Regions from separate parts of the Homo sapiens genome. Here region 1 is linked to region 2. Evidence: read pairs that join two places in POLR2A ChIA-PET (ENCODE). Cell type or tissue: MCF 10A. All regions are shown on one strand. Links, peaks and the distances in the headings refer to the core of each region. The heading gives the core; the rest is flanking DNA. Region 1 has its middle 120 kb from the start of LINC02914. Region 2 has its middle 190 kb from the start of LINC02914.

What was found. Peaks named below come from ENCODE experiments on the same cell type or tissue, not always from the same donor. Only the 100,000 strongest peaks of a DNase experiment are listed, where the experiment ranks them.
Region 1: POLR2A ChIA-PET joins it to region 2 with 5 read pairs; 2 of 35 experiments call an interaction of 5 or more read pairs at or near these places.

What each region holds. Positions count from the first base shown.
Region 1 is chr14:98,828,374-98,836,704 of GRCh38, reverse strand. No RefSeq gene overlaps it. Among named protein-coding and RNA genes, the nearest start is that of LINC02914, 120 kb to the right of the region's middle. In MCF 10A, for the core only: no CTCF peak of the experiment used is centred there; no DNase peak of the experiment used is centred there.
Region 2 is chr14:98,902,215-98,910,545 of GRCh38, reverse strand. No RefSeq gene overlaps it. Among named protein-coding and RNA genes, the nearest start is that of LINC02914, 190 kb to the right of the region's middle. RefSeq lists an enhancer at 5,435-5,935. In MCF 10A, for the core only: no CTCF peak of the experiment used is centred there; DNase peaks (open chromatin) are centred at 1,045, 3,855, 5,635, 6,995 and 1 weaker place.

The sequences.
Region 1 (8,331 bases), core at 128-8,127, 74 kb after region 2:
AAAGGTGTATGTGAGTGAGTGCAGTGTGTGTGTGAAGTGAGTGCGGTGTGTGTGTGTGTGTGTGTGTGATTGGCAGAGTGATGGCCTCTCAAAGACATCCACGTCCCAATCCCTAGAACCGAGGGCTCTGTCACACGCTGCAAGGCAAAGGGGAATGAAGACTGCGGGTGGGATGAAGGTTTCCCAAGGGCTGACCTTAAAATGGAGACTATCCTGGGTGATCCTGGTGGGCCCAATGTCATCACAAGGGTCCTTAAGACTGAGAGCAGGAGGTGGGGGAGGAGGCCACAGTGCTGCCCCCGGAGGCAGGCCTGCCCTACCTCTGCTGGCTGCGAAGATGGAGGAAGGGGCCCAGAGTTGAGGGACGTGGGCCACCTCCAGAAGCCTGGAAAGGTGAGAAAGGGCTTCTCTACTGGATCCCCCAGAGGGAGGGCGGCTTTGCTAGCACTTGATGTTAGCCCAGAGGGACACATGTTGGATTTGAATGCCCAGAAGAGAAAGGCAATATATTTGTATTAAGTCACTAAATCTGTGGTAATTTGTTATAGCAGGGATAGGAAATTCATATAGTGTTTGTGTGTGAGTGTGAATGGAATGTGTATGTGAGGTGTGTGCATGTGTGTGAATGACTGAGTTGTGGCCTGTGTGTGTCTTGGGGGGGTGAGTGTGAGTGAACAGGTGTGAATGTGTGTGGGTGACTGTGAGTGAGCAGAGGTGTGGGTGAGTGTGAATTAGTGAGTGTATGTGAGCGTGAGTGAGCAGGTATAAGTGTGTGTGGGTGAATGTGAGTGTGACTGTGTGGGTGAGAACAAACGAGTGTGGGTGAGTGTAAGTGAGCAGGTATGAGTGTAAGTATGTGGGTGAGTGTGAGTGAGCAGGTGTGTGAGTGTGTGGGGGGTGTGAGTGAGCAGGTGTGTGTTAGTGAGCAGGTGTGAGCATGAGTGTGTAGGGGTGAATGTGAGTGTGTGGGTGAGTGCAAGTGAGCAAGTGAGTGTGTGGGTGAGTGTGAACGAGTGGGTGTATGTGTGGATAAATGTGTGTATGACTGAGTGTGACTGGGTGTGAGTGTGTGAGCATGTGTGTGAGTGAGCGGGTGTGAGCATGAGTGTGTGTGTGAGTGGGAGTGTGTGTGGGTTTGAGTGAGTTGGCGTGTGTGAGTGAGCAGGTGTGACCGTATGTGTATGCAAGTGAGCAGGAATGAGCATGTGTGGGTGTGAATGAACGTGAGTGTGAGTGAGTGGGTGTGAGCATAACTGTGTGTGAGTGCACGTGAGCAGGTGTGAGTGTGTGAGTGAGCCGGTGTGAGTGAGCCAGTGTGTGTGTGAATGCGACTGAGCAAGTGTGAGCATGAGTGCATGTGTGAGTGAGCATGTGTGAGTCTGTGTGAGCTGGTCTGTGCGTGTGAGTGAGCGGGTGTTAGCATGAGTTTATGTGGGTGTGAGTGAGCTGGTTTGTGTGAGTGCGAGTGAGCACGTGTGACTGTGAGTAAGCGTGTGTGTGTGAGTGTGAGTGAGCATGTGTGAGCCTGTGTGTGGGTGTGTGTGATTCTTTCAGAGGAAATGCCATTGACACGTCCCTGAGCCATTTATCCCCTAAGCATTGCAGGATTGCCTGCTGAGAACTTCTTACTGGTCCTGCTGACTTTGGGGTTGGTCTAACACCTCCCGACTTCTCCCAGCCTTCACACAGTTGCTTTCCCTGGAGAGAACCTGGGCCCAGGAATGAGAAGCAGTCGCATTTTCTTCTCAGAGCTCTGAACATCTGCAGGCGTGAAGCTGCCTCCTTGAACATTAGCAGGTCAGGATCCGATGTGGCATGGACACCTGGGTTCCTGAGGCTTAGCCCAGGTCTTTCTGAGTCTGTGAGCTGGCCCAGGCCCCAGAGGGCTGGTCCAGGTTGGGGACCAGCTGAAGGCTCTGAGTGCCCTGGTAGCCTAGTGACCCAGAAGGCAGGGGTTGCCCACAATTCCCTGGTCATTGCAATCCCCAGGACTGGAGGAGCTTTCGAGGGCATAAGATTTCAGAATTTTACTACCATTAGTCTGGGGCTGGGTCCCAGCTGACACTGAAGGGTACACCTAATACCTTTTCTATGATAGGGCTGACATGTACACAGGCACCTCTCTATTGGCTGCTAAAATACCCAAATTCTTCTCAACAAAATTGGTTGGTAACTAGCCACTCTCTGAGGTCCGTAAGTGCTGCCCTATCCACCCAGCCTCTTCCCTGGGATCCACCATCCAGCAACTGAAGGGCTAATGTTCAGCCTTGCAGGGCATCTCTGGGACCCTGCTTTAGCCCTTCAGTCTCATTTTCTCTGATTACCTGGTTGTCTGCTTTCCCCATGTTAAGTATTTTGGGCATTACTCCTGATTGTCACAACATTTTTGCTGAGTCACAAATACTGCATGTTAGACAGTAGGAAGGCGTGGGAAGGAGGAAAAGAACACAAGCTCTTTTGTCCTAAAAAACTTTGCATGGGCCCATCAGCCTCTCTAAGCCTAATTTTACATACCTTCAAAATGGGCATACTAATGACTAGATTACCAATAGAACCAGACTGGCCCACCCTGTAGAGATTTCTAGCCAGCAATTACTGCCTCACTAGATAGGCATTCAGGCCCTCTTCTGTTCCATGTATCTGTGATAGGCTGGCTACCTTCCAGAGGTCCTGTTTTCTGACTTGCTTATATTGGCCTAGTGTGAACTGGTCTCTGGTGAAACACAGATTTTTTCTGTGAACACTCAAGAGTGGTTCTCCCTGGAACTTCCCAGCTCCTTCTGTCCTCTCATCAAGCACTTGTTTTCAGGCTGGAGAAGCTCTCCACCTGCTGTGATTGACATTCTCTGGGCCCCACTGTGTGATGGTTAGAACTTTCCAGGCTCAAGTTATCAGCTCTTCAGCTCTGCCCATCCCTGGGCTCTGAAAGTCCACCCATTCCCATTCCCATGAATCTCTTCCCACTCCCTGTACCTGACGATGTGGGAGGGTGACTGTCTTGCAGCCGCCAGCCCAGGCGTTAACCTCCCAGGTCTCCACTGCCAGCCTATTTCTTTCTTTCCTTGAGTCCTGTCCACCCAGCTCACAGGGTCTCAAATTCTGTTTCCTCACCAAACTTGGCAGGTCACTTCATAGCCTGCTTCTGCATGCAACCTTGGAATCTCCCCTGTTGCTGTCTATGACCCCCTCACTTTCTCCTGGCTTCTTTGCCCACCTATGGAAGGAGGATGAACTTATTTTCTGAAACCTCACCAGGAGAGATTGGGATCACAAGTGGGTAGAAGCCACAGGGACACCGATTTGTGGTCAAATGGAAGAAATGCTTTCAGAGGTGACTGGGGCTATCCCAAGCTGGAGTGGGCCACCTACCAGCTGGGAATTTGGTTCTTGGCTCTTCGGAGGGTTGAGGTCAAGAAGGACCCAGGTCCAGGGCTGGAGTGTGGGAGTGGAAGGGGCCCATCTTTAGGCAGATTCTTAGTCAAAGTTCCCCTGGTTTGTCTTCCTCCATTATTCTTGGTATTTTTTTGTCTTGAAACTGATCATCAATTCAATTTTCACAACTACCTTTCTGAGTTGGAAAGAACTTTTCCATTTTGCTTGTCAAGAAAGTAAATCTTGGAGAAGTTAAATAATTTAATTTATTTAAATAGACAATTCTTCTAATTTTTAACAACCAAAATTTCAATCCATGTTTTATTTGAATGCAAAGAACATCCACTTTCTGTGATAACACACTAGTTGAATACACTGAATAGAAAATGATATTTTATTTCTTTCTCCTTGAAAAATCATTTTAATACTCAAAAGAATTGAAAACAGGGACTTCAACAGATATTTGTACATCCATGTTTATAGAAGCATTATTCACGATAGCCCATAACAACCCAAGAGTCTATTGATGGATGAATGGCTAAAGAAAATATGGTATATACATATAATGGAATGTTATCTAGCTTTAAAGAGGGAAGAAGTTCTGATACATCCTATGTCATGGGCAAACTTTAAAAACATTGTGCTAAGTGAAATAAGCCAGCCAGAGAAAGACAAATTCTGCTTGATTCCACTTACCCGAGGCATCTAGAGTGGGCAAATTCGTAGAAACAGAAAGTAGCTTGGTGGTTTCCACGGGCTGGGGTGGGGAGGGAATGGAATGGATGGTTATGGTTCAGTGAGGACAGAGTTTTAGTTTGGGAAGATAAAAAGAAGTTCTGGAGATGGATGGTGGTGATGGCTTCCTAAGAATGTGAATGCACTTCATGACACTGAACTGTACATTTAAAAATGGCTAAAATGGCAAATGTTATGTTATGTGTGTTTTACCACTATCATAAAAAAAGCTTTTTAAAAGGAATGTCCAGAGCATAATTTAACATTATACGCTTATGGATCTATCACAGGGCAGGCTGTTAGAACAAACTGCAGAGGCCCTTATCACAGATAAGCAGGCTTGATGTCCCAAGTATCCTTGGAGCAATGGACCACTCAACAGATGATTAAAAAATACAAAACAAACAAACAAAAAAACCCACATGGTATTGATACTTAATATTTGCAGGCAAATGACATCATGAAAAATAAAATAATGTTTTTTCGGAGAAGCCACACTGTGGAAAGTCAGATGCAGGTTGGAGGGCAGATATGGTGGCTTCCTTAATGCCTACACCCCAGGTCAGGTGGATATTAGCACAGCCTTATTTGTAGCTACTGACACAGAGGTCACGGGCTCACTAACACACCAGGGGTCTCAGTGGTGGCCCTTGTCTTTGCACTCCATCCTCACTCCCTGTCTTCACAGTTGAGCCATGTGTGTGGTATGTGAGTGCATGTCCACACACACGTGTGAGCGTACAGCTAAATGCATATGTGTCGTCCGGATGTGCCACCAGGTAACATAGCCTCAGCAGATGATTCTTAGGGGCGAAGATCCCTCCTGGGAGTTTGAAAGACAAGGAGAAAAGTCTCCACCTACATATCTCTCCTCTGCAAGGGATGCCAAGGAGGACTGAGAGGCAGGGTCTGCATTCCCAGCCGGGTTTACCTGGTCGCCCAGGACAACAGACTTGCAGGCAGCCAAAGAGATCGTCAAGCAGCCGAGCGTGACAGTCAACATCAAAGTGGGAATGCCACTCCTTGATCCAGACTTGGCCATACCTGCCAGGGCAGAGTCTCGCATATGACCACCCCGGGAATTCAAAGGCGTTCTTAGAGCAAACGGACACCACACACACACACACACACACACACACACACACACAGCCCGAACGCAAAATCCTCCTCCTACTTTCAAATGAAAATAAAAGTCCAGACATCCTTTCTTCACAATTCTTCACTGACCTAATTATTCAGATCTGTGCTTCCTTTTGGTCTTTTCAAAGAACAAGAAGAATGGTTAATTTCACTTAATGGAATAATTGAATGTCATAATTGTTTTTTACATTTCAGCACAAATGTTTGAGTTAAGCTGCACACACTCTCTCTCCCTGTCTAGAGCTCTTAATAACCAGGCTGCTCAAAGAGGCCTTTCTGTTCCATCTTTTTGTTTCCTAACTGGACTGTCTGGGCCGGCTTCTGGCAGCCGGCATGTTCTGGGAGGGGGTCTGGGGGGAGTGGCAGTTAATGACTGTTTTGGTCTTGGATGTTCTGATCTCTCTCTAATTCATTATTTGTCAGGCATGAGAGGCACCCCGAACAGGATCATGAACAATGCCTTTTTATTCTCACTCTTATTCTCTCTCCTTCCCTCCTTTCCTTTCTTATCCTTCTTCATCTTGGATGAGGGAATAGAATCGTAACACAATGGCAGGTCCAAGAAGTCATCATTTTCAATGAAGTTTGCTGCAGTCTCATTTTATTCTACCAACAGCTAAGCTTATGCTAGTAGATTCATTCATTTGTTCAATCATTCATTGACCATATATGGAGAGATTACTATATGCCAAGACTGTTCCTAGGTGCTGGGGGTCTAGTGAATACAATATTCTGATAGAGACACAGGGTCAAAAATTCAGTAAGCACAAGAAAAGGTAGCTTCCATTGGAGGTACGTTTTGTGAAGATAATAGAACAAAATATGATGTAGCATTACTGGGGAGAGAGGATGGTTGGCTTAGCAAAGGGGTACCAGGAAGACCTCTTTAAGGAGTTGAGAAGAGATGAAGAGAAGTTGTCAAGTGTGGGAAGAGCTGGTGGAGAGGGCACTGCAGGTAACAGGAGCAACTGGTGCAAAGACCTTGAGGTGGGAGGGCCATCAAGGAGGCAAGGGTGACAGGGGAAGGAATCAGCACAGGGTGTAATTAATTGTCATGGATGGGACTGAAGAAGCAATGTGGAGCCAAGGCACACAGGACCTTGCAGGCGACAGTATGGAATTCAGATCTGTTCTCAAGACAGTGGGTCACCATAAGCAAGGAAAATTAGAAATAGTAAATATTGGAAAAAGTCTCTCTTGCTTCTATGTGGAGATGAGAGGAGAAGCAGAAGGATCAGTGGATGAGCTGCTCCAGTCCTCCCAGGGAGCATTGCTGGTGCTTTGCCAGGCGGGGTGGGATGGAGATAGTGATAAACACTCAGTTCCAGAAACACTTTGAAGGTAGATCTGCCGGGACTTAGCGATGGGTCAGAAAAGTGTGTCAGGCTGGGACACGAAAGAGGGGCATCATAGGTTTTGGCCTGAGTAACTGAGCAGCACTATTAATGAAGACTGTGCAAGACATGGTGTATTCATCAGCGGGGACAGGTTGTGCTGCAGTAACAAATAACCCCCCACGTTGCAATACCTTAATACAACAAATATTTGTTTTCATGCTTTTATTCAGTGCAGGTGCAGAGACACCATCTGGCAGCTGTGCCTTCTAGGGCATGTGGCCATGTAAGTGACTGCAGTGTGGAAAGGATGACAGCATGGAGATCCCACAGCCCCTCTTCTATGCTCTGGCTGAGAAGAGACACATGTCACTTTGGTTCTTTGCTCCCTGCCCAGAACCAGTCGCGGGAGACAAACTGTGCACCAAGAAGGGGATATGAGTCAGATATTTGTGAGTACCAGGATATCTACTACTGCAGGGGAGGCACATGTCTGAGTGGGAGATAAGGAGTTTTTCCTTGTATGTGGTAAATATTGAATATCCAAGTGGATAACTGCACTGGGGTATTAGAGCCCAGGACTCAGGGAGAGAAGCTGGGGCTTGATATAGAAATGTACAGTTGCTAGTGAATATCTTTTACTCTGTTTCATGTCCTAATTTTGCATTTTGAATACAGCAATGACAAAAATGCAATTATTCCCTCACCCCAGATTTGCTTAAAGGACACATGATATTCCCATCAATTTCCATTTAAGTACCTAGGAAAGTGCTCCTAGGAACAGCCCACCTGTGCTTGGCCCTGGGCTGTCTTCACAACCATGCATCCAATTAGTCCCATAGCAACCATTTATTCATGCCACAAATATGTCCTGAGCACCTACTATGTTCCAGGTACAGAACAATTTCATGAGTTTGTAAACTTTTCACACACTTGTCTCTGCACATTTGCTAGAGCTGCCGTTTTGTGGTGTGTCTTTGGTATCCCATCTGCCTGGAAAACTCCTATGCACTCCTCAAGGCCCATCTCAATTTCACTGCCATTGTGAAGCATTTGCTCACATCTCACTTGTCTCCCCAGAAAAGTTCTCTGCCCCCTCCTCTGGTGCCCTGCTGTGACATCTCAGTTGTTGCCCTGTTGGTCTCCCCACTAGAACTGAATTACACAGGGGGTGACTTATTCATTTATTCGATAAACACTTAGCAAAGGAAAACTGTGTTTTACCATATAGAGGCCATGGAACAGATCGGCTGTCAGTCTTCTTCATGTTAGCCACACCCAGCTTGGGTTGAGTACGTCAACCCATGGTTGGCCATGATAACGTCCTCCTCTAAGCACTCATGCCCACTCTGTGCCTTGCACGATGCTTTGTATTTTACAAGTAGCTTCTCACTGGCTTCTCTGCCCTCACCTGTACTCCTCTGCCCCAAGTCTGTTAAAAACACAGCAGCCAAATAACCCTTTGAAAAGTGTCTTGAGGTCTAAATTACATTATATCAATCCTTCCAAAGCTCAGATAAAATCATGTCACTGCTCTTGTCAAATTCTCTACATGGCTTCTCATCTCTCTCAGAGTCATTGCCCAGGTCCTTGCAGTGACCTAGCAGTTTCCAGCACTAGGGTAATGCTCCCACTGCTTCTCTGGCCCATCCCCTTGCTCTCTCTACCTAGCCCATGCTGGGCTCCTGGCTTTTCTTCAGACTCCAAATATGCTGTCATCTTAGAGCCTTTGTCCTTACTCTCCCATCTG
Region 2 (8,331 bases), core at 247-8,246:
ATGCATTTACAATCTGGGGTAAGGAAGACTTTAATAGGGCATGACACAGAAAAGGGTGTGGTCGACTCTGTTTTCTGGGTCTTCGGGAAGGTTCCCTAGAGAAAGGGGCAGCTAAACTCTCACTGATGGATGAGTAGGAGCTTCCAGAACAGCCTGCTTGAATAATGACCTCCAGACCTGCCACTGGCCCGATGGAGCTTTTATGCGAATTAGAAAGAAGAGTGACCTTTCTCTGGGTGCCTCTGTGCAGTCAATAACCTGCACAGCCCTACTGATAATCCTGCAGATCACTGTCTCCTCTGTCATCGCTGAGCACATGTTTCAGGCTTCCTTGTGCTCCTGAAACACAGAGGCCCACTTGGACTATATATGTGGCTTAGGAGTTGTTTTTGCTGGTTTAGGCAGTGGCTCTCTGAGGACAGAGAGTACCTTTTCCATCTTTGCACCACTCAGGCCTTCATACAGAGTGGCACTCAAAACATTATTGGAATATTCCTAACGTCAGAGAGCTTCATATAACTTACAGTGGTTCCTAAGTGCCAGGCCAGCAACTCACTGCTTCAGAATCATTTGTGGAGGATTTAAAAAAATCAGCCAGAGAATGCTCCCTCCATTTCTTCTGCACTGTATCTCCACCTGGCAAAACCAAATCCGTCCTTCAGTAGCCATATATACTTGGTTCCTGATCTCCCTGGGAGATCTGATTCAGCCGGGCTGTGGTTGGGACTGAGGGTCCTGTGGTTTCTAAAGATAACTAATTCTTACGAGGCTATTACTAATGTCAGACACTGTTGTATTGTATATATCCTCTCAGTTAAGGCTCATGACAGTTCTATAAGGCAGATACTGCTATGATCCCAGAGTTTTTACAGAGCAGGAGGCAGATGCATGGCAATGTTACATGACCTGATTAGGGTCACCCAGCCAGTAAGTACTCAAGCCACAGTCTGCACCCAGGTGATCAGAACCCAGAGGACATTGGCTTCTGTACTATGTGATAACATTGGTCCCACGGTGGCAAAATCTGGGACATCTGCCAATACTAGATTAAAACGGTCATTGTGAGTCACATCCTTCAGGCTTTCCATGTTAGAGAGGGGAAGACTGAGTCCCAAAAGGGCAAACAGACTTGTCCAAAGTCGCCTATGAGTCAGCCGTGGCACTCCGACTGTGATGTCCTGAAGTCCCATTGTCCACCCCCCCAGAGCGATTCATTCCCACCGACTGTAGTCAAGTTAGTGATTAATAATAATAATGCCATGTGGGATCAGTGTTTGCTGTGACATGCTCCGTGTTCTTTCCCTTTTGGGCATTGTGCATTCTGAATTTCTAGATGTCCTTCAGAGAAATAACATAGACTTTCTTGAAAAAAAGCTGAAGACTGTGAGGCAATGGTTCTCAACTGGGGTAGGAGTGATTTTACCCCCCGCCCCCCACGCGCAGGGGACATCTGGCAATGTTGAGACATTTTGGTTGTCACAACTGTCCCAGGAGAGGGGAGTTTGCTACTCCCAGAGGATGCTGCTAAACATTCTACAATGGACAGGGCAGCCTCTCACTACCCAGTTCCAAATGGCCATGGTGCATGGGGGCAGCCCAGTTCCAAGGCAGCTTGGTTTCCCCTTCATCTGCGTCTCCAAAGGGAGGGAAAGTTAGAGGGCTGCAAAGATACGAGGTCTCATTTTACCAGTGTGCTTAGCCAGGGCTTCCTGGCCCATCATGTGCCCTCCCTGACTTCAGTTCTCTCATGGGTAAGGTGAGCCAGGTGGTACCTACCTCACTGGTCCTTTGAGGATCGGTGCTCCTGTACGCAGCATGTCCGAGGCCAGAGGGCACATTCAAAAGGCAGCCGTTCCTACTATAAATAGGACAGGAGGCCCTGAGTAGGCATCCCATCCACCTGTATCCAGGCCATTTGTCACCTGGGGTGGTGATCTGCTTGCCCTGCCATTTCCGCATCTCTTAAATGGGCCTAATGAGACAGTGCTCTCAGACTTGATAAGACAGTGATATGAAGCAACTGGCAGGGGAGCATTCAGTTAATTAATTGGTTCTAGAATGTAATTGTCTGCTTGCTGCTGTCACTATCCTGGGGTTGAGAGCTGAAGGGTAGGCACCGCCTGCTTCACCCCATGCCAAATGGACAGACAGATCCAATAGGTGGGGAAGGAGTGAGGGAGGAGGACTGGGAGGGACGGTGGGGCAGATGGAAGGGCTCGTCATCCCATCACACAGGGCCCAGGATGGAGGAAAGTCCTGCGGAGGCAGGTGGGGCGGGGTGGCAGGGATCAAACCTGCCACACTGTAATTTGGAAACAGTGCCCCAGGGAGGGATTTAGACACAGTCAGGCTGCTTTGTACAAATCACCCCCCTTCCCGGACAGCTGTCAGAATGAGTCCCGCATGAAGCCTGCTCTGTCCCTCCCCCAAGGGAAGGAAGGGGCAGGTGGGGGGCTGGAGGAGGGGCAGGGGCTCACAGGCCCTAAGCCAGGCCCTACACAAACATCGTCCCCTCCTTCCACACAACAACCCCGAGGGCCGGACTTGTAAGGCAGAAACTGCACTTAGGAAGCAGAGAGTAGTCGAATGCTGCAACTCCCCGGGGGAGAGTGGGCGTTGGAATTCAAGAAGCGTGTTTCCTCCACAGTGCACATCTAGCAGAGGGTCTCACACATAGTAGGTGCTCAATAAAAATGATGACGGCAAAAATGAAGGGCAAGCTTGAGGGAGAGCAGACAGGCAAAGGAAGAACAAAGAAAGCACAGGAACAAAAAAACACCAACGCAAAATGGAGAAACTCCCAGAATACGTTTTTTAGGGTGGTTTTGGAGCTTTGTTTTAGCTGGGTCAGGTTAGGTCTGTTGCAGCCGCTAGGCCCCTGTTGGTCACCAGTAGCCCAGGGATGACAATAGCTGCCTAACAGCTGGGTTGGGACAATCACAGAGGATAAAGCCATCACAAAATCTGGACAACGGCACGTGGCTCACAACTAGGGCCCTACCTTACTGCTCTCACTTTCGCTGAGCTCAGAACTGGGGGTCAAATGACTACCCCCTGGTTCTCAGGCAGGAAAGGGAGCAAACTTCTCCCTTGCCTCCCTGGCCTAGCCCTTGCTGTGCTGGTGGTGTGGGCTGGGAAGTACCCCTGGATCTTGTAATATGCCCCCTCCCCCATGCTGCCGGCAGGGCTGGGTAGGGAGGACAGACAGACAACACAAATGAAAAGGAACCCCCAACTCCTGGGGCATGCTTTCCTGCCCTTCCCTCCCGCAGGCTGATTCCGTTTTTTGAATAATGAAGATGCGCGCTTTGAGCCAGCCTTTGAGACAGAACACAGCAGTGGAAAAACATTGGCTTCCGAGTTTGGCAGAGCTGGGGTTAAGACTATGCCATATTTCCTTGCCGCGAGACCTTAAACCACTCATTTTATCTATGATTTAGTTTCCTCATCTGTAAAGTGGGTAGTAAATACTAGAAACAAAGCATACAAAGCACTGAGCACCTGGTAGACTGTCAGTAAACTGCAACTCCTGTCGGAGGCACGGGTAGAGAAACATCCATCTCATCCTTTGGAAGACGTGAGGATGCAGCTCCCTGACGCTGTCGAGGCCTGTTTCGCCGTGGTCATTTGGAGTTTGGAGGAGGGTGTGGGTTGTGAGTGGGGAGGGATCACTGTTCTCTCCTTGTGCTTTTGAATAAACAGTTCCCTCTGATCTTAGCTGCCCTTGCTCCCCGGGAGCACAATTTCAAAGGATTTCTCCATCGAGCAAAAGCAAACCTCAATCATCTTTGTGCACAAAACACCCACCCAGGCTATTTGTCTCCGTCCTGAGCGCTTGGCATGGGGCCCAAGAGGAGCCTTCAGAAGGGAGTGCTTAGCAAAGAATGCTGGCATTCAGATGCAGTTGACTGTCCGCTGTCGGACAGCCCCACCCTCTGTACTGTGCCTGGGGATCTTGGCAGCCCAAGTTAACCACAAGACAAGTTTTATCATCTGTTAAACCTGTCGTTCGGAAAAAAAAAATGACTTCAATAAAATATTTCAACAATTATAGTCCATTTTAATTAGGTGTGTACCACATAATTATAGATTTAAAAAACGTATAGGGTTTCAAAACCCAACACCATGGTCATATGGAGTTAGCTTTTGTCCCCTTCGGAATTTCTAGCCAGATTCTCCACCTGAGGAGACGCTGCATACCTGGCTGAGACAGCTCCCCCCTCCACAACTTGGCCCAATTACCTCCTTTTTACCATTCTTTCCGTTTCCATCTGGAATCTCAGAGTCCTGTAGGCAGCCACTGATAAGCCCACAGGAGGGGGACTGGATGGCAGGTGGCCCCTGAAAGCCTGCAGAGTCAACATTAGGATAGAGGGAGGCCAGGTGATGGGGGCAGTGTGAGAAGGGCCCTGGATGTGGAGTCTGGAGGTCTGGATCCTCTTTCTGGCCCCATCAGCAGCTTGCTAGGCGATCTTGGGCACGTTGTATTCTCTCTCTGGGCGTTAGTGTCTTATCTTTAAAAGGGAAGAATTAGACCATAATTTTTCAAAATTTTGATTTTTGTAACTTTTTGTGTGCAGAATTTCAGTTTGCAAATGAAATTTGGAAAGCCCAATATGTAAACAGTTAAAAATGGAGGTACTTAGGTCAAGTAGGATACAGCCCCAAACTTTCTCTAGTGATCCCTGCAGCCCCTTAAAAGTTTGAAAATGGCCGGGCGCAGTGGCTCACCCCTCTAATCCCAGCACTTTGGGAGGCCGAGGTGGGCGGATCATGAGGTCAGGAGTTCGAGACCAGCCTGGCCAAGGGGCATGGTGAAACCCCGTCTTTACTAAAAACACAAAAATTAGCCAGGCGTGGTGACGGGTGCCTCTAATCCCAGCTACTCGGGAGGCTGAGGCAGGAGAATTGCTTGAACCCAGGAGGCGGAGGTTGCAGTGAGCCTAGATCACGCCAGGGCACTCCAGCCTGGGTGACAGACCGAGACTCTGACTCAAAAAAAAAAAAAAAAAAAAAGAGAGTTTGAAAATGACTGGACGAGATAATTTCAAAAATCCCTTTCCAGTTCAATCATTCATTTATTCAACAAATATTTACCAGGCATCCACTGTGTGCCAGCCCTGTTCTAGGCTCTGGATAGACAGCAGGGAATAAGCCTGGCCCAGTCCCGGGTCTGGGCCCTCAGGGAGCCTCACGGCTGGGACACGGACAATGGTTTCATCCATCGGTGTCCTCAAAACAGCTCCAGGACAGGGAACCATGTGAGGCTCACTCAGGTTGAGGAAGCCACCCAAGGTCTCAGGACTCCTTGGTGGCCGTTCTAGAATGGAGTCCAGGATCTTGCAGCTCCATATTCCTCTGCCCTAGCCAGGACACCCAGCAGCCCGTATCTTTACTTGTGAAGTTGGCGGCTGCTAGACGAGGGTGGGATTCCCCTTCCTTGGCCCAGTTGCCCACCCAGCACCTGAGGGAGCAGTCTTCACCACTGCCCCACATGCCTTTGGAAGTTTTCCGTGGCCTCAGGGAGCACCGCCCTTAGGGGAGAGCTCCCTGGTTGCCCTGGCCCAGATTACCCTCTTCCCCTGGTGCCCTAAAGAACCTGGCCTCTCCTTTCCCAATCTTGCTGTGACTCACTTCTTCCCTGAGGTGGGCTGACTGCAGTCTGAAGCTCATCTCCTGTGTGAGACCCAGGTGTGAGCAGGTGACACCCTCGCCTTGATTGTTCTTACTTGCTTTCCCTGGAGGAGGAGCTGATTCTTGAGTGAATATGTGTTCAAGTTAATGAATAAATGCAGTGATTGAGTGGATGGATAAATAGACAGTGGATGGGTGAATGCATTAATAAATACATTAATAATGTGAGTCAATGTCTGGGGAAATAAATGAATGGATGAATGGATAAATAGATGAGTGGGCAAGTGGATGATGGATGCATTAATACAGAGTAAGTGAACAAGGGAATCTATATCAATCAATATCTATATCTGGATCTGGATCTGTATCTATACATAAACTAGTAAAACTCTGAATGAATGAATGAGTGAGGGAGAAAATGAGTAAAATAGTCTAAGCTGCAATAAAGAAACAAATGAATAGATGAATGGAAGAATTTATGTGTGAGTGAATACATGAGTGAACGGATAACTTCTCTCATTAATGAGCTTCTCAGGCATATGCCAAGCACCTCAGCACCAAGTTCTGCCAATGCACCCTCGTCCTGGGAAATCTATCTAAGGATGGCACAAAGAATCCACCCAAAACTCAAGGCAGCTTTGATGAGCACCAGCCGATGGAAGGATATGGGTGACAATACTGGGCACCCTTTGCTGTCTATGGCCCGGATGGGCTGCAGCCGTGGGTGGTGACTAGCCGACTCTGAAGCTCTCCAGGCGTTTGCTGAGTTGCGTGCCTAGAGTAGCTCCTGTCTCTAGCCCAGGGAAATTCCAAGAGCCTCTAATTAGCCAAAGTGCACAGTGGGGGTGGGAGGGCATAGTGTGGTGCAGAACAGGCACAGAGGGGGTTGCTGTGCATTTTTTTTGCCATGACCCAGCTAAGAGAAGCCAAGTGATTTTCCATAAATTCTATAACAAATGTTTGCCTTAAGGCTCAGGACTCTGGTGCCAAGTTTCAACTTAACCAAATACTTCTGGGTTTGGGAGTTGTGGTGTGTGTGTGTGTGTGTGTGTGTGTGTGTGTGTGTGTGTATGTGTGTATGTGTGTGAGTTAGAGTTAGTTAGAGAGAGAAAGAGAGAGAGAAAGAGAAGTGGGGTTGGGGGAGGGAGATGAGGCCCAGGGTGGAAATACAAAATGTCCTTTGGGGACTGTGGCCCTGTCAAGTGTACCTGATAAAAAAACATTATTAAACCCCAAGCATGGCAAGGTGACCTATGTCACAGTTGGAGTGACAACTGAGGCTCAGAGGGCTGTGAGACACACTCTGATTCCATGTGGGTTAGAATTCAAGTGTGGACCTGCCTGGCCCCAAGGGAGAGTGGGCGTGGTTGTGTTTGGGGAGAAAATATGTGACTGTATAAAAGTGTAGTGTATTCCAGGCAGAAACCTTTCTGTGCCAGCGGGAAGTCCAGTTGAAGGAGCCAGGGCTTCCCATCAGAGGTGGTTTGGGATTGGGTTAATCTAAATGCCTTCAGAGCCAGGCAGGGGTCACCAATGCCTGTGGCCGGCCAGGTGACATTACTGGTGCCCTGATGGTTGGTGACGGAAGGTCCCCTTAGGTGGGAGTGTCTTAGTCTGTTTTGTGTTGCTATAAAGGAATACCTGAGATTGAATAATTTATAAAGAAAAAAGGTTTATGTGGCTCACGGTTCTGACGTTGGAAAAGTTCAAGATTGGGCATCTGGTGAGGACCTCAGGCTGCTTCCACTCGTGGCAAAAAGCAAAGGGGAGCTGCTGTGTGCATCGCTCCCATGGAGACAGGGGACACAAGGCTCGGAGATGGTGCCAGGCTCTTTGTAACAACCAATTCTGCTGGGCACTGTCAGCGTGAGAACTCACTTACTCCCAAGTGAGAACACGAATCTGTTCATAAGGGATTCCCTCTGATGATGTAAACACCTCCCACCAGACCCCAGAAATCCAGATTTTAATTTGAAATTCCCAATGACTAAATGTTGGCCATGCATCTAAAAAAAATCTAAAGTGCTGAGCTGGTCAAGCAAAACTGGACTTCCAGCCTGTGACCTCTGATGTACGGATTAGGAGAAGGAAGATAGACTGAGAAGGAGGGACAGAGTTTTGACCCCTGCCTGGAGGCGCTCCTCCTCCTCCCACCTTCACACGGGCCTGCCTGCTGGGATCTCCCTCACCCAGATCTGTTTAAACCCACCTTGACCCATGAAGCCCTGCTCAAAGAGCTCTTCCATGAAACCCCGGGTCCCTTGAGTCAGGTGTTTGTTATCTTCTGCTCATTGTGGCAGCCCTAGCACCTCCGTCTTTTAATGTAGCCTGTAGGATTTTCTCAGCAGTGCCAGTGTGATGCAGAGTGGTGGCTGCGGGGAAGGCCTGGGAGGATTGCACAGTCTGTGTGTGTGTGTTGGGGCGTAGGTTGGGGGGTGGTGGTGCAGGGAGCAGAGATTTTTTCATAAGTGTGTATGCCATACCTACAAAGCAGAAGCACCCACCCCAGCCTTGGGGAAGGTCAGGAGGGCTTCCTGCAGGAGGTGATTGATGCTTAAAGAATAAGAGGGAGTCAGGCAGTTGGACAGGGACCCATAGCTCCCACTTTGTGCCTGGGAAGAGGTGTCATAAGGGTGAAGGGCATGAGCTTTGGAGACAGGGACCAGCACTTACAGCCTGAACCTTCCTTTTACTAAC